Regions from separate parts of the Homo sapiens genome. Here all the other regions are linked to region 2. A link is a contact called in ENCODE Hi-C or POLR2A ChIA-PET data. All regions are on one chromosome and are shown on one strand. The core of a region is the stretch at or near the end of the contact, and the rest is flanking DNA. Distances in the headings are between cores, read along the strand shown.

Evidence for each region. A loop is a pair of places that touch in the nucleus more often than their neighbours do. ChIA-PET counts read pairs that join two places held with the same protein, here RNA polymerase II (POLR2A). Pooled maps may share reads with other maps.
Region 1: a loop to region 2 is called in a pooled map, with 2.4 times the contacts of the local background. The contact joins two enhancer-like sites. A Hi-C loop is called at or near these places in 5 of 50 pooled maps. POLR2A ChIA-PET finds 5 or more read pairs at or near these places in 5 of 52 experiments (A673, GM12878, OCI-LY7 and 2 more).
Region 3: a loop to region 2 is called in a pooled map, with 2.2 times the contacts of the local background. The contact joins two enhancer-like sites. A Hi-C loop is called at or near these places in 1 of 50 pooled maps. POLR2A ChIA-PET finds 5 or more read pairs at or near these places in 3 of 52 experiments (T-cell, activated CD4-positive, alpha-beta memory T cell and activated T-cell).
Region 4: a loop to region 2 is called in a map of naive thymus-derived CD4-positive, alpha-beta T cell, with 12 times the contacts of the local background. The contact joins two enhancer-like sites. A Hi-C loop is called at or near these places in 1 of 168 maps with a recorded cell type or tissue (naive thymus-derived CD4-positive, alpha-beta T cell) and 10 of 50 pooled maps. POLR2A ChIA-PET finds 5 or more read pairs at or near these places in 7 of 52 experiments (BJ, H1, OCI-LY7 and 3 more).
Region 5: a loop to region 2 is called in a map with no recorded cell type, with 13 times the contacts of the local background. The contact joins the promoter of SHISA8 here to the enhancer-like site in region 2. A Hi-C loop is called at or near these places in 1 of 37 single-sample maps with no recorded cell type and 5 of 50 pooled maps. POLR2A ChIA-PET finds 5 or more read pairs at or near these places in 8 of 52 experiments (BJ, GM12878, H1 and 5 more).

Annotation. Positions count from the first base shown.
Region 1 is chr22:41,881,472-41,886,001 of GRCh38, forward strand. It overlaps SREBF2 (sterol regulatory element binding transcription factor 2), which reads left to right. Exons shown (of 19, transcript NM_004599.4): 11 at 3,371-3,540. Among named protein-coding and RNA genes, the nearest start is that of MIR33A, 17 kb to the right of the region's middle. Within about 2 kb of position 2,565, at least 4 of the 41 ENCODE cell types and tissues checked have a DNase peak (open chromatin) inside an H3K27ac peak, as active enhancers do; they include OCI-LY7, where a contact is called at or near this core.
Region 2 is chr22:41,664,791-41,669,046 of GRCh38, forward strand. No RefSeq gene overlaps it. Among named protein-coding and RNA genes, the nearest start is that of SNU13, 22 kb to the right of the region's middle. Within about 2 kb of position 2,006, at least 39 of the 41 ENCODE cell types and tissues checked have a DNase peak (open chromatin) inside an H3K27ac peak, as active enhancers do; they include OCI-LY7, where a contact is called at or near this core.
Region 3 is chr22:41,497,388-41,502,204 of GRCh38, forward strand. It overlaps ACO2 (aconitase 2), which reads left to right. Exons shown (of 18, transcript NM_001098.3): 2 at 2,339-2,475. Among named protein-coding and RNA genes, the nearest start is that of ACO2, 31 kb to the left of the region's middle. Within about 2 kb of position 2,748, at least 5 of the 41 ENCODE cell types and tissues checked have a DNase peak (open chromatin) inside an H3K27ac peak, as active enhancers do.
Region 4 is chr22:41,855,868-41,860,786 of GRCh38, forward strand. All of the region lies in intron 1 of SREBF2 (sterol regulatory element binding transcription factor 2), which reads left to right. Among named protein-coding and RNA genes, the nearest start is that of SREBF2-AS1, 24 kb to the left of the region's middle. Within about 2 kb of position 1,889, at least 9 of the 41 ENCODE cell types and tissues checked have a DNase peak (open chromatin) inside an H3K27ac peak, as active enhancers do; they include OCI-LY7, where a contact is called at or near this core.
Region 5 is chr22:41,912,285-41,916,788 of GRCh38, forward strand. It overlaps SHISA8 (shisa family member 8), which reads right to left and starts at 2,790. Exons shown (of 4, transcript NM_001207020.3): 1 at 1,854-2,790. The coding sequence starts at 2,383. It overlaps LOC124905125 (a long non-coding RNA gene), which reads right to left. Exons shown (of 2, transcript XR_007068113.1): 2 at 4,227-4,504. RefSeq lists silencers at 1,989-2,098, 2,169-2,248, 2,389-2,468, 2,509-2,578, 2,649-2,728 and 1 more and an enhancer at 2,091-3,016.

The DNA.
Region 1 (4,530 bases), core at 1,315-3,814, 220 kb after region 2:
AGGGTTTCAAGAAAGGTTTTCTGGGGAAGTAGAGTCTTGGCTTTGCATGGAAGGATGCATAGAGGTCACCAGCTCTGCAGGAGATGAGCCTCTGGGCAGAGGGATGTTCCCAAGGAGGAGCCCCACCTGGGGTGGCTCTTGAGAATAAGCCTTCAGTGGTCCTAGAGGGAGCCAGGGCACAAAGGCAGTACTCAGACCATGAAGGATTTGGATGCCAGGCTGAGGATCTTGTAGTGTATCAGTAGGATTCAGTGAAGAGCATTAGGAAAATAGTGATATGATCAGGTTTGTGCTTCTCAAGTTTAGAAGAGTCAGGCTGGGCATGGTAGCTGGCTCACACCTGTAGTCCCAGCACTTTGGGAGACTGAGGCAGGAGGATCACTTGCACTCAGGAGTTCGAGACCAGCCTGGACAACGTGGCAAAACCCCATTTCTACAAAAAATACAAAAATTAGCCAGGCTTGGTGATGCACACCTGTAATCCCAGCTACCCAGGAGGCTGATGTGGGAGAATCACTGGAGCCTGGGAGATCAAGGCTCCAGTGAGCCAAGATTGCACCATAGCACTCCAAAAAAAAAAGTTTAGAAGATTCACTCTGATGGCAGATAAGGAGTGGATCCCAGAGGATCAAGGCTAGAGCTAGAGAGGCCAAATAGAAGCTGATGCAGATTAAAGATGAGAGTTGCTGAAAGGACAGATGAGAGGAAATTAGAAGGTGGAATTGACTGGACTGGGGACTCATTGGACTGATGGATGGGGACAGTAGTCAGCTAAGACGGTTCCCTGGTTCTTCCTTGGGAGTTTGGGTGAGCGATGGTGCCACCAACAAAGGTAAAGAAAATAGAAGGAAGAGCAACTTTCCAGGAAAAGGGTGGTGAGTTCCCTTTTGGACACTTGCCTGTGAGATGTGGAGGTGAGCTGGACATGCAGGATCTACAGCCCAAAGAAGACTACAGGTGAGAGTGAAAAGCAAGGGAGCCTATGAGAGTGGATAGGTGAAAAGGAGACCCTCAGGGCCATTCAGAAGAACACCCTCATCTAAAGAACAGATAGGCCATCGCGGTGGCTCACACCTGTAATCCCAGCACTTTGGGAGGCCAAGGCAGGTGGATCACCTGAGGTCAGGAGTTCGAGACCTGCCTGGCCAACATGGCAAAACCCTGTCTCTACTAAAAATACAAAAATTAGCCGGGTGTGGTGGCACGTGCCTATAATCCCAGTTACTCGAGAGGCTAAGGCAGGAGAATCACTTGAACCCAGGAGGTGGAGGTTGCAGTGAGCCAAGATGGCACCACTGCATTCCAGCCTGGGCAACAAGAGCAAAACTCCATCTCAAAAAGAAAGGATAAAGGCTGGCACAGCAGTTCACATCTGTAATCTCAGAACTTTGGGAGGTCAAGGAAGGAAGGTCGCTTGAGCCCAGGAGTTTCCCATCAGCCTGGGAAACACGGGGAGACTCCATCTCTCCAAAAAAAATTCAAAAAATTAGCTGGTTTTTGTGGTGTGTGTCTGTGGTTCCAGCTACTTGAGAGGCCAAGGTGGGAGGATCACTTGAGCCTGGGAGGTAGATCGAGGCTGCAGCGAGCTGTGATTGTGCCACTGCACATGCATGCAGAGATGAACAGATAGAGGATGGGGAGTCAGGGGCAGAGGCTGCCTGAGAGGAGCAGTTGGAGAGGTCTGAGGAGACACTGAGATGCTAAGTGTTGGAGGAGCAAGGTCAGAGAGTTGAGGAGGGGAGATTGTTGCTGGGACACCCAGTAAGATGAGGGCCAGGAATAACAGTAGGATGTGGTAACTGGAAGGTGTTAGATACCTTGATGGCAGTAAGGAGCTTCAGCCAAAAGTGGAACAGAGCCAGGCAAGTGATGTAGGAGTGACCAGGAGATGAGACAGTGGGGCCATTGTGCAGCTTTAATATGTGGGCTCATGGTAGAATTTTAGCAGAAGGTCCCTATCTGCAAATTTGCCCCGCTGTTATCTTGTCTGTTCCTCAGTGTGCCCTTGGGACAGAATAAGCCCATACTCAGGTCTCTGATCAGGCTGTGTCCTCCTTGCTGCCAAATTCTGGAGAATTCCAGCTGAGAAGCTTTACGTCACTCATTCCTTCCATACTCACTGGCATTCCCTGTGTGAGGCACTGAGGGGACAGAGGTAACTACAGTATGGTTGCCACACTGCCCTCTCACCTCCCTTCCTGTGTCTCCTGCAGGAGGAACACCTGAGGCCAGTACAGAATGGAGTGTGGAGGCTGAGATCTCCCTAGGCTGATAAAAAGACAGGGAGGCAAGGCAGCCCAGGAGGGGGAACACAGGGCTGGATGAGCACGGGAAGCCTGGCTTTGCCACTGTCTGCACCTTGACATGGGCACTTCCTCCCCTGAGGCAAGGAGACTGCTTGCCCTTGTAGTGAGGACCAAAGCCAGCAACAGTATGAAAGCCTCACGAGAGCTGTGATGGGCCCTTGTGCCTGTGCAAGGATACTTTGTTCCCTGATTAGGGGATCAGCCCCAGATGGGCCACTGTGCACCTCTCATAGGGGAGGGTGTGGTAAGCCTTCCTGGCCTCCCACCCACTAACCCAACATGTGTTCAGCTGTCCTTGCTCAGTTTACGTCACTTCCCCCTCAAACGGGTATGTGTTTGTGTATTGTGAAGGCGGGTTTTTTTTTGGCTTTTTTGGGGGACAGAGTCTCGCTCTGTTGCCCAGGCTGGAGTGCAGTGGTGCGATCTCAGCTCACTGCAACCTCCGCATCGCAGGCTCAAGCAATTCTTCTGCCTCAGCCTTCCAAGTAGCTGCAATTACAGGCGTGTGCCACCACGTCCAGCTAATTTTTTCTATTTTTAGTAGAGATGGGGTTTCACTGTGTTTGCCAGGCTGGTCTCGAACTCCTGATCTTAAGTGATCCGCCGGCCTTGGCCTCCCAAAGTGCTGGGATTACAGGTGTGAGCCACTGGCACCCAGCCACATTGTGAAGGTTTTTTAATGAAAATAAATTCAAATCAGTTCATCTAAAAAAAATTTCATTACCTCTGTTGAATGTTTGGAAACACACAGTGTGGCTGTGCTGCTGACATTGTTATGTTGCACTGTGCGCCTCTGAGTCCTATACAACAACCTGCAATTGTGACAGCTCTGGGTGTGACAGAAATGGGTGCCATGTTCCCAGCTACCCTGTGAGGTAGACAGGAACACACAGCCAGTATATCACAGAGCCTGGCATCCCATCCTGTGATCAGGCCTGTCTGATCACAAAGTTCACCTCGCTTCTCCCCTGGTTCCTCTCTTACTTTGATCGTGCTGGAGAGAGCAGGAAAAAGTTTGGTTTTGGGGCTCCATCAACAATAGTGTCTGTTTCTGCCCACCCTAGGGAAGCTTCCTGCAGGATCCGCCTGTTCCGATGTACACATGGCGTTGTGTGCCGTGAACCTGGCTGAATGTGCAGAGGAGAAGATCCCACCGAGCACACTGGTTGAGATCCATCTGACTGCTGCCATGGGGCTCAAGACCCGGTGTGGAGGCAAGCTGGGCTTCCTGGCCGTGAGTACCCTTCGGTTCCCTTCTGTAAACCTCCCCTGAGCACTTACCTAGCCAGGAGTTAAGATGCAGAAGCAGTTATGAACCCCCTTCCCCATCAGGTGCTGCCCACCTGGAGGGGTAGGCAGGCATTCATTCAGTCGCTCATTTCACCAGGACTCCCAGCAACCGATAAAACAGACCAAAATTCCTCCCCTTGTGGCCTTAATACCATAAGCCTTGTAGGCAGGACATTTTGGTCCCCTGAGGTAATATGAGGTAATATGAAGATTGGTTCAGCAATAGCAGAGCTACTGTACTTGGGGGTTAATATGCAACTTTTCTGTTCTTCAAGTGGTCATAAAAATTCTTAGAATCCCCTGGTTATGTCTCATGGTTCTTTCATTTACTCAGAAGGTATTTATTGGGCATCTTGTATTGATCACAGCACTGTGAATCCAGAAATAAAAGCCAGTGCCTTTGCCAAGCTACAGAGTTAAAGAAAAGAAAAATGAAATGAATAAAAGTAAAAGAAAACCTGTGCCTGTCTACAAGGAGCTCAGGTCAGACGAGGGCAGGGATTGTGGCTATCAAGCACCTCCCATATGCCTAGCTAGGAGCCAGGCTTGGGAACTCTCAAATGGGTAATTCCCGGTCCTTGTTATCAGCTAGCTCACAACATGCTGACCTCAGGCTTTCTCTTACTCTAGCAGAAACAGGTATGTTTTACTTTGTGTCCCACTATGGATAGACTGCTGAATACATCAGGTATGTTCAAGCATTACCACATCTCTATTTGTTTCCGTATCTCAGTAACAGCAGAGATGAGCTGAGAATGAATCAGAACGTGCCCTGTAGTGACATTGATATATTTCCTGAGGTACATCACGATAGTCTAGGGGACAAAGGGCGCAGGGAAGCCCAGTGTACTCTTTATGTCTACACTTGATCTTAGCCAGAAGGCTGAGAAGTGATACTTTTTATGTCTTACCTCTGTTTCTGGTGACTACAGAT
Region 2 (4,256 bases), core at 756-3,255:
TACTCCTTTCAGCTTTGGATTCTTGGCTCTAAGCTTTATAGGTTTTTTTTTTAACCTGTTATTGCTTTTGTTTCTGTTTGAAAGGAGATACTGTATTTTTTTGTATTTCCTTACGTGTCTGGGCAAGAGGGGAAGATAATTCTCCCATTAGATGCTTAGAAATTGTTGAGAAATTGGACCATTCCCCTTAAATGGAGCAAGTTTGGAAACTGGATTCTATAGGGGGTTAATCTACCAAGGTAGATTGAAATTACACTAGTCACAGCCAGTCACCTGCAATAGGAGGGCAAGGAGTAGCCCCACTGAGCCCTTGGTATCCGACCCTGGATGCTGGAGCTAGTGAAGAGCAGCCCTGGGGTGAGCTCCAGGCTGGCTTTGCTGTGCACACTATGCCCAAGCCTACGCTCCTTTGCCTCCTACTTCCAAAATGGAGAGAATGAGAGTTCAGAGGTCAAACACCTACCAGAGCCAGGCAGGTATGTGAATGTTAGACAAATCACCCGAGGTCTGTGATAAACAGCAACAGAGTGATATTTCTCTGTAAATCAATGATGCCTTCTCTGCCTGCTGAGTCCCCCACCCAGGAGAGAAGAAATACCATGTTCCAGTGGAATTGGTTAGGCCTTTGGAAGCTCACGAGGCTGATTTAGCAAATTTACATCTTAGTGCCATCATATATACAAGTGACCTTGGGCAGTTTATGAGGCATTTTGAGCCTTAGCTTCCACATTCTTATAATAACGTCACATGGTGAAAATGAGAAAATACGTAAAAGAACATGGCACTCAATAGATACAGTTGGCCCTCTGCATCCGCAGGCTCCACATCGATGGATTCAACCTACATGGATCAAAAATATTTGGGGGCCAGGCGTGCTGGCTCACGCCTGAAATCCTAACACTAGGAGGCCCAGGCAGGCGGATAACGAGGTCAGGAGTTCGAGACCAGCCTGGCCAGCATGGTGAAACCCCATCTCTACTAAAAATACAAAAAATTAGCCGGGCATGATGGCGTGCACCTGTAATCCCAGCTACTCGGAAGGCTGAGGCAGGAGACTCGCTTGAATCTGGGAAGCAGAGGTTGTAGTGAGCCGAGATCGCGCCACTGCACTCCAGCCTGGGCAACAGAGCGAGACTCTGCCTCAAAATAAATAAATAAATAAATAAATAAAACTTGGGGAAAAAATCGATGGCTGCGTCTGTACTCTTGCTCTTGTCGCCCAGGCTGGAGTGCAGTGGCGCGATCTTGGCTCCCTGCAACATCTGCCTCCTGGGTTCATGCGATTCTCCTGCCTCAGCCTCCCGAGTAGCTGGGATTACAGGCGCACAACACCGCACCTGGCTAATTTTTTACTTTTAGTAGAGACGAGGTTTCACCATGTTGGCCAGGCTGCTCTCAAACTCCTGACCTTAGGTGATCCACCCGGCCAGGCCTCCCACAATGCTGGGATTACAGGTGTGAGCCACCGCGCCGGGCCAGACTTTAAATTTTGTCATTAGCCCGCCGGGCGCGGTGGCTCACGCCTGTAATTCCAGCACTTTGGGAGGCCGAGGAGGGCGGATCACCTGAGGTCAGGAGTTCGAGAGCAGCCTGGCCAACGTGGTGAAACCCCATCTCTACTACTAAAAATAAAAAAATTAGCCGGGTGTGGTGGTGGGAACCTGTAATCCCAGCTACTCGAGAGGCTGAGGCAGGAGAATCACTTGAACCCGGAAGAAGGAGGTTGCAGTGAGCCGAGATCACGCCACTGCACTTCAGCCTGGGCGACAGAGCGAGACTCTGTCTCAACAACAACAAAATTGTCATTATTCCATAAATAATACAGTATGACAATTATTGACATAGCATTTACATTTTATTAGGTATCGTAAATTATCTAGAGTATAATTTAAAGTATCCGGGAGGCCGTGCGTAGTTCATATGCAAATACTGCGCCATGTTACATCAGGGACTTGGGCAACCTCAGATTTGGGTATCCGCATGGAGTGCCCTCTGGCGCTTGACTTCTACCGCGGCCATCGCGCTTCCATCCGCCAGGTGGCGACACAGCCGGCGCGGAGCGCCGATCTGGGCCTGCGCATGCGCGCCACGGACGAGGCAGGCCGGGTGCCTGGGCCTGGGAGCCATAAGCCGGAGAGTCTGGCGGGCTAAGCTCAGCGGCATCCGGGTTCCTTGTGGCCGCCGCAGCAGCTCGAGAACACGAATCCGTTTGGCCAAAACTGAAACAAACACACGGATGCACATATGTCTGTTTACTTCTAGGCCAGGTGCAGAGGGAACGTCTGGAATGACACTCAACGAAAACTGCGGTTACTTGGGAAGATGAGCCTTTTACCTCTCAGCCTTTCCCCTTCTGTAATGTCTTGTTTTAATGTCTTGTTGAAAACCAGAAGAGGCCGGGCGCGGTGGCTCACGCCTGTAATCTTAGCAGTTTGGGAAGCTGAGGTGGGGGTGATCACCTGAGGTCAGGAGTTCGAGACCATCCTGGCTAACACGGTGAAACCCCGTCTCTACCAAAAATACAAAAATTAGCCGGGCGTGGTGGCAGGCGCCTATCATACCAGCTACTCGGGAGGGTGAGGCAGGAAAATCGCTTGAACCCGGGCGGCGGAAGTTGCAGTGAGCAGAGATCGCGCCAATGCACTCCAACCTCAAAACAAAACAAAACAAAAAAGTAAACAAAAAAAACAGAAGAAAGGCAGGGCAGGACCACGAGCTCTGAGGGAGATTAGTCATCCACTTCCTCTCCCTGCCGACTATCCAGAAATTCCATCCTCATTAGCATCCGTATTAGGAGAGGAAACACACCCAGGTTTTACTGGAACGGGAGCTATGTATTCAGCCTTTCTTGTTTAAGCCACACTGCCCCTGACTGTAAGGACCCTGATGCAACCTTCTCTGCATCATGTATGGAAGCAAATCCTACGTGGACTTCTATCTTCTGAGGACTCAGGCGGCTCGTGGGCCATGCCAGCACTTCTAGTGTTCCTCGCTACCCTGCAATTTTAGCATGACCATTTATTTATTTATTTGTTTGTTTGTTTATTTATTTATTTATGACTACAAAGATCCAGAAGACAAACATGACCATTTCTTTCTTTTTTTTTTTTTTTCTGAGATGGAGTCTTGCTCTGTCGCCCAGGCTGGAGTGCAGTGGCACCATCTCAGCTCACTGCAACCTCCACCTCCCGGGTTCAAGTGATTCTCCTGCCTCAGTCTCCTACGTAGCTGGGATTACAGGCATGTGCCACCATGCCCAGCCAATTTTTGTATTCCTAGTAGAGAAGGGGTTTCACCATGTTGGCCAGGCTGATCTCCAACTCTGGACCTCATGATCTGCCTGCCTTGGCCTCCCAAAGTGCTGGGATCAAAGGCGTGAGCCACCGCACCTGGTCCTTTTATTTTTATTTATTTTTATTTTTTTTGAGACTCAGTCTCGCTCTGTCGCCCAGGCTGGAGTGCAGTGGCACAATCTTGGCTCACTGCAAACTCTGTCTCCCGGGTTCAAGCAATTCTCCTGCCTCAGCCTCCCGAGTAGCTGGGTTACAGGCATCACCACGCCCAGCTAATTTTTGTTTTTGTTTTTTGAGACTGAGTCTTGCTCTCTTGCCCAGGCTGGAGTGCAGTGGCATGATCTCGACTCACTGCAACCTCTGCCTCCTGGGTTCAAGTGATTCTCCCGCCTCAGCCTCCCAAGTAGCTGGGATTACAGGTGCCCCCCACCATGCCTAATTTTTGTATTTTTAGTAAAGACGGAGTTTCCCTTTGTTGGCCAGGCTGGTCTCGAACTCCTGACCTCGTGATCCACCCGCCTTGGCCTCCCAAAGTACTGGGATTACAGGCGTGAGCCACCACGCCCGGCTAATTTTTGTATTTTAGTAGAGATTTTGTATTTAGTAGTAGTAGTAGTAATTTTGTATTTAGTAGAGATGGGGTTTCACCATGTTGGCCAGGCTGGTCTCAAACTCCTAACCTCAGGTGATCCACCTGCCTTGGCTTCCCAAAGTGCTGGGTGGGATTACAGGCATTAGCCACCGCGTCTGGTGGAAACATGACCTTTTTTTTTTTTTTTTTTTGTTTTTGAGACGGAGTTTCACTCTTGTTGCGCAGGCTGGAGTGCAATAATGGCGTGATCTCAGCTCACTGCAACCTCCGCCTCCTGGGTTCAAGCAATTCTCCTGCCTCAGCCTCCCGAGTAGCTGCAATTACAGGTGTGTGCCACCATGCCTAGCTAATTTTGTATTTTTTTAGTAGAG
Region 3 (4,817 bases), core at 1,498-3,997, 170 kb before region 2:
GATTCATTTATTCTTCTCTGGTAACAAGGTACCCTTGAAGGTTGTTATTCATAGTTTAAGATTAACTAATACAGGCCCGGTACAGCGGCTCATGCCTGTAATCTCTGCTTTGGGAGGCTGAGGCGGGAGGATTGCTTGAGGCCAGGAGTTTGAAATCAGCCTGGGCAATGTAGTGAGACCCTATCACTACAAAAAATAAACCTAAAAGAATTAGGGTGGGCGCAGTGGCTCACGCCTGTAATCCTAGCACTTTGGGAGGCCGAGGCAGGTGGATCACCTGAGGTCAGGAGTTCAAGACTAGCCTGACCAATATGTAGAAACTGCATCTCTACTAAAAATACAAAAATTAGCAAAGTGTGGCGGCGTGTGCCTGTAGTCCCAGCTACTTGGGAGGCTGAGACAGGAGAGTTACTTGAACCCGTGAGGTGGAGGTTGCAGTGAGCCAAGATCATGCCACTGCACTTCAACCTGGGCAACAGAGCAAGACTCCCTTTAAAAAAAAATAAAAAAAATATTGGGAGGCCGAGGCAGGCGGATCACGAGTTCAAGAGATCGAGAACATCCTGGCCAACATGGTGAAACCCTGTCTCTATTAAAAATACAAAAATTAGCTGGGCATGGTGGTGGGTGCCTGTAGTCCCAGCTACGCGGGAGGCTGAGGCAGGAGAAGTGCTTGAACCCGGGAGGCGGAGGTTGCAGTGAGCTGAGATCGCTCCACTGCATTCTAGCCTGGCGACAGAGCAAGAATCCATCTCAAAAATAAGTAAATAAACAAATAATTGGGTGTAGTAGTGTGCGCCTGTAGTCCCAGCTACCGAGGAGGCTAAGATGGGAGGATCATTTGAAGTCAGGAGTTTCAGACTGCAGGGAAGTATGATCTTGCCCCTGCACTCCAGCCTGGACAACAGAACAAGACACTATCTCTTAAAAAAAAAAAATTAACTAATACAGATCCCACCATAACAATCATTTATTTATTGCTGTGTAACAAATTGCCCCCAAACTTAAAGGCTTAAAACAACAACAAGCATTTATCTCATATTTTTGTGGGCCAGGAATTTGGGAGTGGCTTGGCTGGGTGGTTCTGGCTTGGGGCCTCTCCAGAAGTTGCAGTGAAGATGTCAGCCGGGGCTAGCCATCTGACGGGTTGAACCGGGGCTGGAGCATTCGCTTGCAAGATGGCTCACTCACACCTGGCAAGGTGGTGCTGGTTATTGGCAAGAGGCCCCTGTTCCTGTCTAGGTGGGCCTCTCCCAGGATTGCTTAACAATATGGGGACTGTCTTCCCCCAGAGCAATCCAAGAGAGAGAGCAAGCCAGGCAGAAGCTGTTCTTCTTATGACCTAGTCTCAAAGTCCAATAGCATCCCTTGTCACATTCTATAAAGTAGAAGTAAGTCCGCCACACATTCAAAGGGAGGGTAATGGCTGGGCACGGTGGCTCATGCCTGTAATCCCAGCACTTTGGGAGGCCGAGGCAGATGGATCACTTGAGGTCAGGAGTTTGAGACCAGCCTGGCCAACGTGGTGAAACCCCGTCTCTACTAAAAATACAAAAATTAGACAGGCATGGTGGTGCGTGCCTGTAATCCCAGCTACTGGGAAGCTGAGGCAGGAGAAATTGAAGCTTGAACCCAGGAGGCGGCGGTATCAGTGAGCCGAGATCCCACCACTGCACTCCCACCTGGGCGGCAAGACTCCGTCTCAAAAAAAAAAAAAAAAGGAAGGGAATTAGGCACCACCTTTTGAAGGGATGAGGAAACATCCAAAGCTCACGCACAGGGTTTTCCTCATTCATTCTTCCCTCTGACCCATGGATATTTGTTGAATCTCCAGTATGTGCCAGGTAGTCCAGACATAGAGATGAGTAAGATAAATAAGGCTTGATCTCAACCCTCAAGAAGCTTATAGTGCAGGTAGACTAATAGCTATGGTTTGGATAGTGTTTTACAGCTTAATGAGCACTTTCACTTATGGTCTTATTTAACCTTCCCAGTACCCCGTGTGATCACCAGAGCTGGTTATATCCCTATTTTCTATCTCCTCTGGGTTTTAGTCAATGAGGGCTTTTCTTACATTGATACACCTTACATGATAGAACTTGACTTTGATCCCAGCGATTTTTGTCTATAAATCCCTTGCACTTTTTTCCTACCCCAGGCTGTGTTCCTTGTGGCTGCTTTGTCATCCCTGTCCTGCAGATGAGGAAGCTGAGGCTGCAGTTACTGAACAGCTCTTGACACTTTAATTCCTGGATTTTTTTCACCATACTGAGCTGCCCTCGGGGATGGACTCTCCTAAGTGCTCCATTGACAGTGGCTGTCATGTTTCTTCTTGCAGAAAGCTCTGGGTGTGCGGCAGTACCATGTGGCCTCAGTCCTGTGCCAACGGGCCAAGGTGGCGATGAGCCACTTTGAGCCCAACGAGTACATCCATTATGACCTGCTAGAGAAGAACATTAACATTGTTCGCAAACGGTAAGGCTGCAGATGGGAGGCTGTGACTGTCAAGGGCATTGCGTCTGCTGCCTGCCCGTCAGGCAGAGAAGGAGGTGTTTTGTGAAGGATGCTTGGTGATAGTGGCAGGGTCAAGGTATTCAAGGTACAAAGGTTTCTGCTGAGGAAAGGCATTCCAGATCAGTGGTGTAACTTCTGTCCTCTCTGCCAAGGGAGAATCTGTGTTATCAAGAAGCCTCTAGATGTGAACCACAGCCAGGTCTCTGAGACACTTTGGCACTATAACCTGAACCTCCCAACCTTTTCAGGGCAGGCTGCTGACCCTCGGCCTGCCCTCTGGAAGCCACCAGGCCCAGTGCCTGGAGAATCATCTTCTATTTCCTCTTCAGTGCACAGGCACAGAGGAGAGCTCAGGTCTGAGACCCAGAAGATAAACTAAGATGGGACCTTTTTAATTTAATTTTATTTTATTTTATTTTATTTTATTTATATATATTTGAGGCAGAGTATATATATATTTATATATATAAAATAAAAATATATATAAATATATATATATTTGAGGCATAGTCTCGCCCTGTTGCCCAGACTGGATTGCAGTGGTGCAATCTTGGCTCACTGCAACCTCTGTCTCCCCAGTTGGAACGATTCTTGTGCCTCAGCTTCCTGAGTAGCTGCAATTACAGGCACCTGCCACCACACCCGGCTGATTTTTGTAGTTTTAGTAGAGATGGGGTTTTGCCATGTTGCCCAGGCTGGTCTCGAATTCCTGAGCTCAAGCAATCAGCTTGCCTCGGCTTCCCAAAGTCCTGGGATTATAGACGTAAGCCACTGCGCCTGGCCTATTTTATTTTATGATTTTATGTTATGTTATTTTATTTTTTGAGACAGTCTCACTCTGGTCCAGGCTGGAGTACAGTGGTGCAGTCTCGGCTCACTGCAACCTCCGCCCCCCAGGTTCCAGCAATTCTCATGCCTCAGCCTCCCGAGTAGCTGGGACTACAGGGACGCACCACGATGCCTGGCTAATTTTTTGTATTTTTGTGGAGATGGGGTTTCATCATGTTGGCCAGGCTGGCCTCAAACTCCTGACCTCAGGTGATCCACCTGCCTCAGCTTCCCAAAGTGCTGGGATTACAAGTGTGAGCCACTGTGCCCAGCTGGGACTATTTTTTTTTTTGAGACAGGGTCTCACTCTCTTGCCCACACTGGAGTGTAGTGGCACGATCACAGCTCACTGCAACCTCAATCTCTTGGGTTTGAGTGATCCTCCCACCTCAGCCTCCTGAGTACCTGGGACCACAGGCGTGAGCCACCATGCTCACCTACTTTTTTTATTTTTTGTAGAGATGGGGTATCGCCACATTGCCACTGATCTCGAACTCCTGGGCTCAAAACTGTTCTCCCACCGTGGTCTCCCAAAGTGCTGGGATTACAGGCGCGAGCCATGGTGCCTGGCCTAAGGTGGGATCTTGAGCATGTCTTTTTTCTGGACCTCATTTTCCTCACTTGGTAAAATGGCAGTCAGCTCTGCCCTGCTGTCCTGTGTGCCAGGTCCTGGGTTAGATGCTGCCACCAAAAGGATGAATAAGGTACCACAGAGGATGAGGAGTCGGGGCTGGCAATGCACACCAGCCTGCACTGCCACACTTCCACCTTGCTCTTCATCAGGCATGAAGGAGAGCTGTCATAGAAGTTTGCTTTGATTGATTGGAACCTGAACAACTGCAGATGGGGCTGTGCCCTTGCCTGCCTGGTGGCTTCTTTGATACTGACAGTGGTGATCCTGGGAGAGAACAAATCTGAGTCTACCCGCTGGGTAGCTGAGGCTCAGCTGGAGAAGGAACCTGCCCACAACCATGCAGTGCATGAGTGGTGGTGTCTCGTCTTTGTACCCTCTAGTACTCTAACCACTACCCCATACTCCCTTTCTCATGCCACTTTGCTTTCTATCTACTGGTATCCCCACTTCGGTTTTAAGGGTAGGGACTTCCTTAATCTGGATCTCCAGCCTCCAGCACAGCATCATCTAATTATAGTAAAGGACCTATTGTTTGTCAAGGACGGCTGTGACAGGAGTACCCACCTTGTTGTCCAGTCTGGCCTGGGTACTTGACACACATTATTTCTGTTCTCAACAACCCCTGTAGGTTGTTGCTTTCCATCTCTGCCCCCCACCATTCTGCAGGTAACAAAATTGAAAGTCAGGTTGGGGAAATACCCTAAGGCCATACATGTATTGAGTGACTGACCCCACACTCAAGCCTGGGTCTCTGTGACTCCAGGGCTTGTTCTTGTGGGTTTCTTCTGGGCTCCATGTTAGAATCACCTGGGAAGCTTTAAAAATGACGGACACCTGGGCC
Region 4 (4,919 bases), core at 639-3,138, 190 kb after region 2:
ACCTCAGCCTCCCAAGTAGCTGGGACTACAGGCATGTGCCACGAGGCCTGACCAAGTTTTTTTATTTTTTAGAGAGATGGGGTCTCACTATTTTGTCCAGGCTGGAATGCAGTAGCATGATCATGCCTCACTGCAGCCTCAAACTCCTGGCCTTAAGTGATCCTCCTGCCTTAGCCTCCTGAGTAACTGGAATTTTAGTATAACTTTAAAGAGGCATATAACGTTTTTTTTTGGTCTTATTTCCAAGTTTTAGTTAATTTTTCTTTCCTGTTTTCTTGAGACATGGTCTTGGTCTGTCACCCAGGTTGGAGTACAGTGGCACAAACTCTGCTCACTGCAACCTTCACCTCCCAGGCTTAAGCAATCCTCCCACCTCAGCCTGCCGAGTAGCTGGGCCTACAGGTGCGTGCCACCATGCCCCCTGCTAAAGTTTGTATTTTTTGTAGAGATGGAGTCTCGCTATGTTGCCCAAGCTGGTCTCAAACTCCTGAACTTGAGCGATCTGGCCACCTCAGCCTCTCAAAGTGCTGGGATTACAGGCATGTGCCACCACACCTGGCCAATAATTTTCTTTAACAAAATAAATCACAATTGAGTTCAAGAACTAAAAGATGACTAGATCATCTGAGGTGGAAAAGAGTCCCTGGTAAAAGTAATTTTAAATAGTTTTGAAGTAGAATTGTGAAATTCAGAGTTTGGAGAAAGGAAGAGGGTGGTCACAAGTAGAAAAGAGAAGACATGGCACTTACATTCAAAGAAAGATTGCCCTACCCCACCCCTCAAAGGCATGTGCAGAAGAGGGAGTGAGTACTTTTCCAGGGTGGATGATGAACTAAAGTGGGTGGGAAGTGAAAACCTTTGGAACAGAAGGGAGCAGTTCATAGGAAGCTTGGAAGCTTGTGTTAAAGAATTTGATTTGATTAAGGGCCGGGCACGGTGGCTTATGCCTATAATCCCAGCACTTTGGGAGGCTGAGGCAGGTGGATCACCTAAGGTCAGGAGTTCAAGACCAGCCTGGCCAACACGAAGTCTCTACTAAAAATACAAAAATTAGCTGGGCGTGGTGGCAGGCGGCTGTAATCCCGGCTACATGGGAGGCTGAGACAGGAGAGTTGCTTGAACCTGGGAGACAGAAGTTGCAGTGAGCTGAGATCATGCCACTGCACTCCAGCCTGGGCAACAGAGCAAGACTCTGTCTCAAAAAAAAAAAAAAAAGAATTTGATTTGATTTAAAAGGCTGTTGGATGAACAAGATACTCAAAGAAGATGTTCGTCACTGGGTAGGAGGCTATGGTTGAAATTAAGGCAGAGTGTGGACGGGAGTGAAGAGGTAAATCCATGATGCTAAGGAAGGAGACTTGAGTGAACTTAAGGCAGGAGGAAAAAGAAAGAGCAATGGAAAGTGGAGCTGCAGATCCCTCTCCTGTTCAAACTATGAGAGCTGGCTCAGGTCCCCTGCTATAGTGGGCCAGAAAAGCCTGGACTTCCACTGCTTTTTCCTGCAGAGCTGAGTCCCTCCAGGGCTGCCATGAGAGGCGGGGAGAGAGAGCACTAGACAGAGAAGACCAGAAGACCATTTGAGAATTCCTTTGGGTTTCCTTCATGATTCCTTTTTCTTCTCATTCTGAATTGTTTTATTTTATTATGTAATATTCGGTATATGCAAAGGAATATATGACACCTTTGTGTGTATTACAAAACAAGCATTTGAGAATCCGCACCTCTCCACCCAATTTTTCTTTGTGGTTTCTTTGCCAGTAAAAGAGTTCACTCATCTGTTGCTTAAAATATAGGATGCTTGAGTCACCAGCTTGCCATCCTGTGTCATTCAACACCTCCTCCAGACTCTTCGCAGGAAGGTGACCCAGAAACCCCTTGAAGGACATGATACCGTCCCTGTGCTCTGATGTGCCCCCTGGTGTTTGAGTGGAGTGATTTTTAGATAGCGGTTTGCCTGTTAAAACCTTCCCTTTGTTCCCTATATTATTGCTTGCATTTTAGGGCTTCTCAGTTGAAGGATGTGGTTGAAAGAGCCCAGTTCCTCAGCTGCTCCTCTGGGTGACTAGAGTGTGGGTAACTGATGTTTTAGGTCCTGGAGAAAGCAGTGATGATCACAAATAGTAGAATGGAGAAATGGTTATCTCATATTGATCTTCAGGTTTGTTACTAGTCTACATTTGGTTTTTTAAATAATTATTAGAAAAAAACATTGTGGGTGGGGAGATAGGATCATTATGATGAAACAGTTCTGTACATTCAATCAGGATACTTGTTGGGAATTAGATTTTGCATTTACCTCCCTCACTGGTGTGGTCCATCTCATTTTCAGTGGCCTACACACATCACACACCATTATTATTTCCATGTTCTTGTACTTGTTGGGCAGCTCTAATATGAAAGATAAAATGAACGAAAAGTACAAATGAAGAAAGTTTAGGTGACTATTCCTCTGATCTTGAGGATGAGGGTTTTTCTTAAGCGTTACACAGAAGCCATGTAATTTCACTATACAATGTAAAAATGGTGTATAGTCAGTTCTGCTATAGTTCATCATGTGCATTTCTAAAAATCATGCCATGCGAAATCATGCAGTAAAAAACACGGAGTGGGCATGTTGGCTCATGCTTGTAATCAGGAGGCTAAGGTGGGAGGATCGCATGAGGCAGGGAGTTCAAGACCAGCCTGGGCAACAAAGCAAGACCCAGTCTCTCTTACAAATAAAAAATAAAAATTATCTGGACATGGTGGTGTGTGCCTGTACTCCCAGCTACCCAAGAGGCTGCAGTGGAGGATCCCTTAAGCCCAGGAGGTAGAGGCCACAGTGAGCTATGATCACATCACTGCACTCCAGCCTGGGTGACAGAGTAAGACCCTGTCTCTAAAACAGAAACCCAGAACTTACTGTGAAATGGAGGGTTAAGGATCACAACAATAAAAAATCTCATAGGTGACCAAAAAAAGGAAAAGATTTATTTTTTAAAAAAGATAGGGACCTGCCGGGCACAGTGGCTCACACCTGTAATCCCAGCACTTTGGAAGGCTGAGGCGGGTGGATCACGAGGTCAGGGGTTCGAGACCAGCCTGACCAACATGGTGAAACCCCGTCTCTACTGGGCGTGGTGGCGGGCGCCTGTAATCCCAGCTACTCAGGAGGCTGAGGCAGGAGAAGTGCTTGAACCCAGGAGGTGGAGGTTGCAGTGAGCCGAGATCCCGCCACTGCACTCCAGCCTGGGCGACAGAGCAAGACTCCGTCTCAAAAAAAAAAAAAAAAGTGGGGGGACCTAATAAAACAGTCACACAGTTTTATAGACCAGAAAAACTAAGAAATATATAAATACCACAATGAAAAGGCACTTTGGCTTGAAAAACACCTGAGGTTTGCTTGTGGGAAGTAAGTGTCATTAGGTTACAGCTTGGGAGTTATCAGGAAGTGGTGGAAGGAGGGCTGTCTGAAGTCCAATGGAAAGTTCTGACATCAATGTGATGAATGTGATTCATAACACATGCAGTGACCTGATGAAGCTGGTAGATGTTTAAGGTGCCTGTGTATGTGTGTGCACATTTTGTGCATTCCTGCATGGCTCATTTCAGCCGAATATGGTTTTCTGCACTTCCTAGTGTTTTTCTCATGCATAAGCAAATGCAAAATTTATATTATGCTCAGATTGTTTCTGGATGTATCTGATGCATTTGAACAAATTCACATTTTCAAAGTAAGAGTTAAAGCAAAAGTGTCAAAAAAAAAAAACCCACTATGAATAATGTGTACTAGCTAATACTAAGTGCCAGGCATGGTGCCATAGATTCCACATGAGTTATCTCATCAATCCGTGAGTTAGCTGTAATTGTTAGCCACAATGTACAGTTGAGAAAAACTGCAGCTGAAAGAGGTAAAACTTGCCCCAGGTTCCAAGGCTAGGATATGGTGATTCTTTTTTTTTTTTTTTTTTTTTTTTTTTTTGAGACGGAGTCTCGCTCTGTCACCCAGGCTGGAGTGCAGTGGCGCAATCTCGGTGCAAGCTCCGCCTCCCAGGTTCTCGCCATTCTCCTGCCTCAACCGCCCAAGTAGCTGGGACTACAGGCGCCCGCCACCACGCCCAGCTAATTTTTTATATTTTTAGTAGAGACGGGGTTTCACCGTGTTAGCCAGGATGGTCTCGATCTCCTGACCTCATGATCCGCCCGCCTCGGCCTCCCAAAGTGCTGGGATTACAGGTGTGAGCCACCGCGCCAGGCCGACATGGTGATTCTTAATTGCTATGTCATTCTTTTTTTCTGAACATATTAAAAGAGAAATAACAAAGTGGGGGAAGTACTTGCAGACATTTAAGAAGAATAAGTATCTATAATATCTGGAAGTTTTTTAAATCAGTGAAAAAAAAAAAAAGACAAAATAGCCTGATAGCAAAAATGGACGAAGGTCAAGAGCAGGCGGTTTACAAAGGAAGAAATGCAAATGCTCAATAAAATTGGGACTTTAGAAAAAAAAAAGACTTTCAGCCTCAGTTAGTACTCAGTCATGCAAGACAAAACAATTCCATGTTGGTTTTTTCCACTATCAGATTGACAGAAATGGCTGTGAGGAAACACTAGCAGGAGCATAGATTTTTGAAACCTTTCCAAAGCATGTATAGTGGTCCTTTGACCCAGCCATCTAACTTCTAGGAATTTATCCTAAGAAAATAGAGAAGTGGGGGAACAAAAGAGTTGTTAATAATGCCGAATAACTTGCTGGGTGTGGTGGCACACGCCTGTAATCCCAGCACTTTGGGAGGCCAAGTCAAGAGGATCGCTTGAGCCCAGGAGTTTGAGACCAGCTTAGACAACATAGGGAGACTCTGTCTCCACAAAAAAAAGATTTCTTTAAAGTTAGCCAGGTTTGGTGATGCATGCTTGTAGTCCCAGCTACTCAGGAGTCT
Region 5 (4,504 bases), core at 1,540-4,039, 250 kb after region 2:
ACCCATGATTTTCTCCCACTCAGCCTGACCCTCCTTCCGGGGCTAGAGCCTCAAATGGCTGATTCGTGAAGGTCATTCAGGAGGCAGGACACCAGGGATGGCCGAGGTTTGGCTTCAGGTTTGGTGGCAGGGTCTGAAACCATCCTAGTACCTGCCTGGGCTGACCTTCCTGCCCTGCCCTCTCCCCAGAGGCTCACCTCTGTGGCCTCATCTCTGGGCAAGCACCTCAAGCTCCTGTCTCCCTGACAGCTGAGTAACCACCACGCCTCTGGGCCTTTGCACAAACTCTTTCCAGATGCCCCGCCCAAGCCCTCTGAGAAGCCTTCCCTGGCCTTCAACCCCAACACAGCAGAATGAAGGGTGAGACTCGAGGGGAGGACAGGGACTCAGGACACACCCACACACAAGCCTACGTCCCATTCCAGGTCTCCCCAGCAGAGAAAAGGGAGTTGGGGCCATGGGAGCCTGAAGCCCAGAAAGGAGAAGGGACTGGCCTACACCACACAGCACAGCAAGGGTGGGCATGGCTTTCCTGCGGCATCACCAAACCTGCTGCCCCATCCCCAGCAGGTGCAGGGAGTTCAGGATGAACATGTCAGCTGGGCTGCTGCAGCCACCCCTCACCATCGCAGCCCTAAGTTCCTTTTTCCCCGCCCCTGTCAAAGACATATCCAGGCCTCTTCCAAGCTACCCTCACCCATCATGGGGGACCCCCAAATTTGGGCAGCCCAGCCCCTACCCCTGCAGCATCCAGAAGCCAGGCCAGGAGGCTCCACCTCCTGAAGGCAGTGCAGAAGCTGAGGGTGGAGGCCAGGGTGCCAGCCCGGGCTTCCCTTAGAGCTCCCTGGGAGAAAGTGGGCTACGTGGTTTCGGGAGCGAGGGGTGCTGAAGTGCCAAGGAAGCCCTCACCCCCTGCCTCTGAGGCCCAGGAGGGGGAAGTGTCCACATCTGGCCTGCCAGGGTATGAAGGCTTCTCTATGGTCACTTTTAAATACCAGCCTGTCACATTCGGTGTCAGCAGCCCACAGGCCCAAAGGGTGCTGGGACCGGGTGGATGAGGAGGGCACAGGCCCCAGGGCATGGGGGTTGCTGGGGGCATGTGAGTGCCACGTGTGGCATGTGGGTGGGAGTTCCAGGGTCAGGACACATAGAGTCCTAGAGTCCTCGTTCCAACCGAGGAAGGGGACCTGGACCCTGTAGTGCCCACTTCACACCAAGCTCAGAATGCAACAAGCACCTGTCCTGGCCTCAGCAACACACGACTGTGTTCCAGAGTCCCCTTTCTACGCAGAGGGAGCCCTGACCTTCACCTGGGAGCTGTGGCATGGGGTGAGTGGGGGGAGGCCTTTGAAACCCAAGGAGGGAAGGGCAGCCTTGAGTCACAGCTGTGGGGGCAGGGGAGAGGCAGGAGGTGGAAGAGGGGAGGGAGGAGTGGGGAGAAGCAGGAGATGGGCACCCAGAGAACCAAGCGCCCCTTCCTTTCCCGTGCCCAAGACGCCCGGTCACCTCCCTGGCCAGCGGCGCCCCTTACCCTGGACAGTGACCCGGTGCCCTCTGTGCAAGGCTACCTGTCCCCCTCCCAGCCCGCCCCCACCCCCCTGCCCTCCAGAGGAGACTCGAGCAGGGAAAGGCGGTGCGGCGCCCAGCACGGGCAGAAGGTCAAAGGGAGTCAGGGCGGTGTCAGGTGTCTCCCTGATGAAGTGTTGGGGGGGCGGCGGGGGGAGAAGGAGACAGGAAAACCCAGAGAAGGGGCCTGCTGGGAGAACCAGCGCTTCGAGAGCGGCGGGAAGGATCAGCGGGCAGGGAGAGCAGTCCGAGGAGCAGGCGGGGGTCCCTGGGCGGCGCGTGCTCACCTGGTCACTGTGCGCCGCGCGCGCGGGCTGTGCGCCCTCTCCAGTCCCAGGCGCGCCCCGATGCCGGCCAGCACCAGCAGCGCTGCGACGCCGCACACAGCGTAGACGGCCGTATGGCTGCGCTCGCGGCCGGGGTCCCGGGGCGCTGCGGTGTCGCGGGCGCGGGCGGGCGGCCGGCCTGTCTGGACCCAGGCCGGCGTGTCGTAGTTGGAACAGCGGCTCTGGTCGAGGCGCCGCGGCCCGTCGTGGCAGCAGAAGCGGTAGCCGCACGTGCCGCAGCAGAAGCTGTAGGCTCCGGAGCTGCAGTTGAAGGGCGGGTCCCACTGGCCCATCACGTCGTAGTAGCCGCGGCAGCGGTCGCCCCCCTCCGGGGCTGTCGTGCCGGGCGCCGCGGGACCCTGCGCCTCGGGGGCTCCCGCGCGGCCCGACGGCGGCCGCGCCAGCAGCAACGCGAGCCGAAGCGCGAGCGCGAGCCGGAGGCCGGGAGGACGGCGGCCGCCGAGCAGTCCCCGCGCCCCGGCCCGCGCCATCGGGCCCGCGCCTCCCGCTACTGCGCCCGGTGCATGGCCGGGCGCCGCGGCTCCCTCCGGCTCGGCTCCTCCGCTCCCGCAGGGATCGCGCTGGCTCCCGGCGCACGCCGCCTCGGCCGTCGGCCTCCTCTGGGGACCCCAGCCCCGAGTGGGCTGGGTCTGGAGCTCCGAGGCCGCACCTCCGGTGGGCGCGTCCTCCGCCCGGGCTCACCTCGGACCCGAGCTGCCCGGTCCGCGTCCTGAGATCTTCCCCGGGCCGGGCGGCGGGTCCTCGCCTGCGCGCGGCCCCCGGCTTCTCCCCGGCCCGGCAGGTGTGCGGGTCTTGGCCCTAGCGGAGGCCGCGCCGGGGCCGCGGGCCGCCCGACTGCGCTACCTTCCCGCCGCGCTCTCAGTACAGCCCGCGCTCTGGCTCCGGCTCCGGCTCCGGCTCCCGCTCGGGCTCGGCGCGGGCTCGGGCGGGCGGGGGAGGGAGAGAGGAGGGAGGGCGGAAGGGAGGCAGAGCCGGGGGAGGAGCGCGGCTGCCGCGAGGGGCGAGAGGAGGCAGCAGGCCCCGCGGAGCCGGGAGGCCCCACAGGGAACCCCCCTCCACAAAGACTGCCCCGAAACATTCATCGGAACTGGGCGCTCGAAGGGGATCAGTTCTAGGGCCCGCGACTAGAGCGTCCCTGTCTTACAGGTGCGGGGACCTGTACCTTACAGGCGCGGAGGTCAAAGCAGCCCGGAATTGCCCCGGGACGGGCAGGGCCACCCTCTCACCTCCTTCCCGTCCCCTCTGTCCGTTCTGATCATAACATAAGGAGGGCCCCTTCCCCTCTCGGCGCCTCGATTTTCCCACCTGTCAAATGGGAAGGACTTCCCCTGGCAGCGCCGCTTCAGAGGGCCAAGGATTTACCCCACGGCGCGAGCCCAGTTCCAGAACCCCTCGAACGCTGGGCTGGGGTCCAGGGATGTCCCCATCCCTGCGTCGATGGGCACGGCTTGGCTGACGCACTTCCGCGATCTGCTCCCTCCCCAGGTGTGAGGAGAGGGGGACTGGGCTCGCCCCTGCCCTGGAAAAGGAAAGCCTGGAAAAGGAAGACCTCCGCCCTGCGCCCACCCGCAGGTCCTTTCACAAACCGAGGGGTAGGGTGTGGGGGCCCTAAGGAGCCCGGACCCGGTCCCAGCACGGCCCAGTGGTGTTTTCGGGGTTGAGTTGAACTGGAGAAGGTCCTGGTGCTTGGCTTCTCCCTGCCTCAGTATCTCATCTTAACATCAAAGACTCTTCCTGGAGGGCAGACTCATAATCTGCCCCTTCCAGGAGATAGGGGTCGATATGGAACCTCCCTCTGTCCAGACGGAAACAGCAGGAGGGCAAGGACTGGGCGTGCAATTCACCCAGTGTGCAGCTCAGGCCTCTGTCGGCATTTGCTGAATGAATAAATGAATGAAAGGACTCCAGCGCCTAGTTTCTGTGAGATGAAACATTTGGGGCTCCCTAGGGTCCCTCCTGGTCCCCTTTCCATCCGTCCTTCTCTCAGCAACTGGGACCAGCTTATGAAAGTGGAGAAGGTGGGGGAGAAGAAGAGGAAGGATTTACATTTTAAGGAGGATCAAGTCTGTTGCCTGACATGAGGGGCTGACAGACTAATTTCAGGTATTAATGGGTTCAGACAGGAAGAGGAGGTGACCTCCCCACTCAGAGCTTCTCCTTGTGCCCTGGCCAAAGACAGCCTGCTCCCTCCACCTACACACACACATGTGCACACACATGTACACACACTTCCCATCCAGCCCCGAAAACCCACCCTCATTAAAGGACCCCTTATTACCAGTTTAGAAGAAAAAACACAGATGAACAAAGGAATTAAATGAAATTGCTTTAATCCCATGTCCAGAGACAACCACACTAAAATATGCCACATTTACATGCTGGATTGTAACTAGTTTGTGGTTTACTTTTTGCCATCCTTAAACTTTTCGTTTGGCTGGGGGCAGTGGCTCACGCCTGTAATCCCAACACTTTGGGAGGCTGAGGCAGGTGGATCACAAGGTCAGGAGTTGGAGACTAGGCTGACCAACATGGTGAAACCCCACCTCTACTAAAAATACAAAAATTAGCTGGGCATGGTGGCATATGCCTGT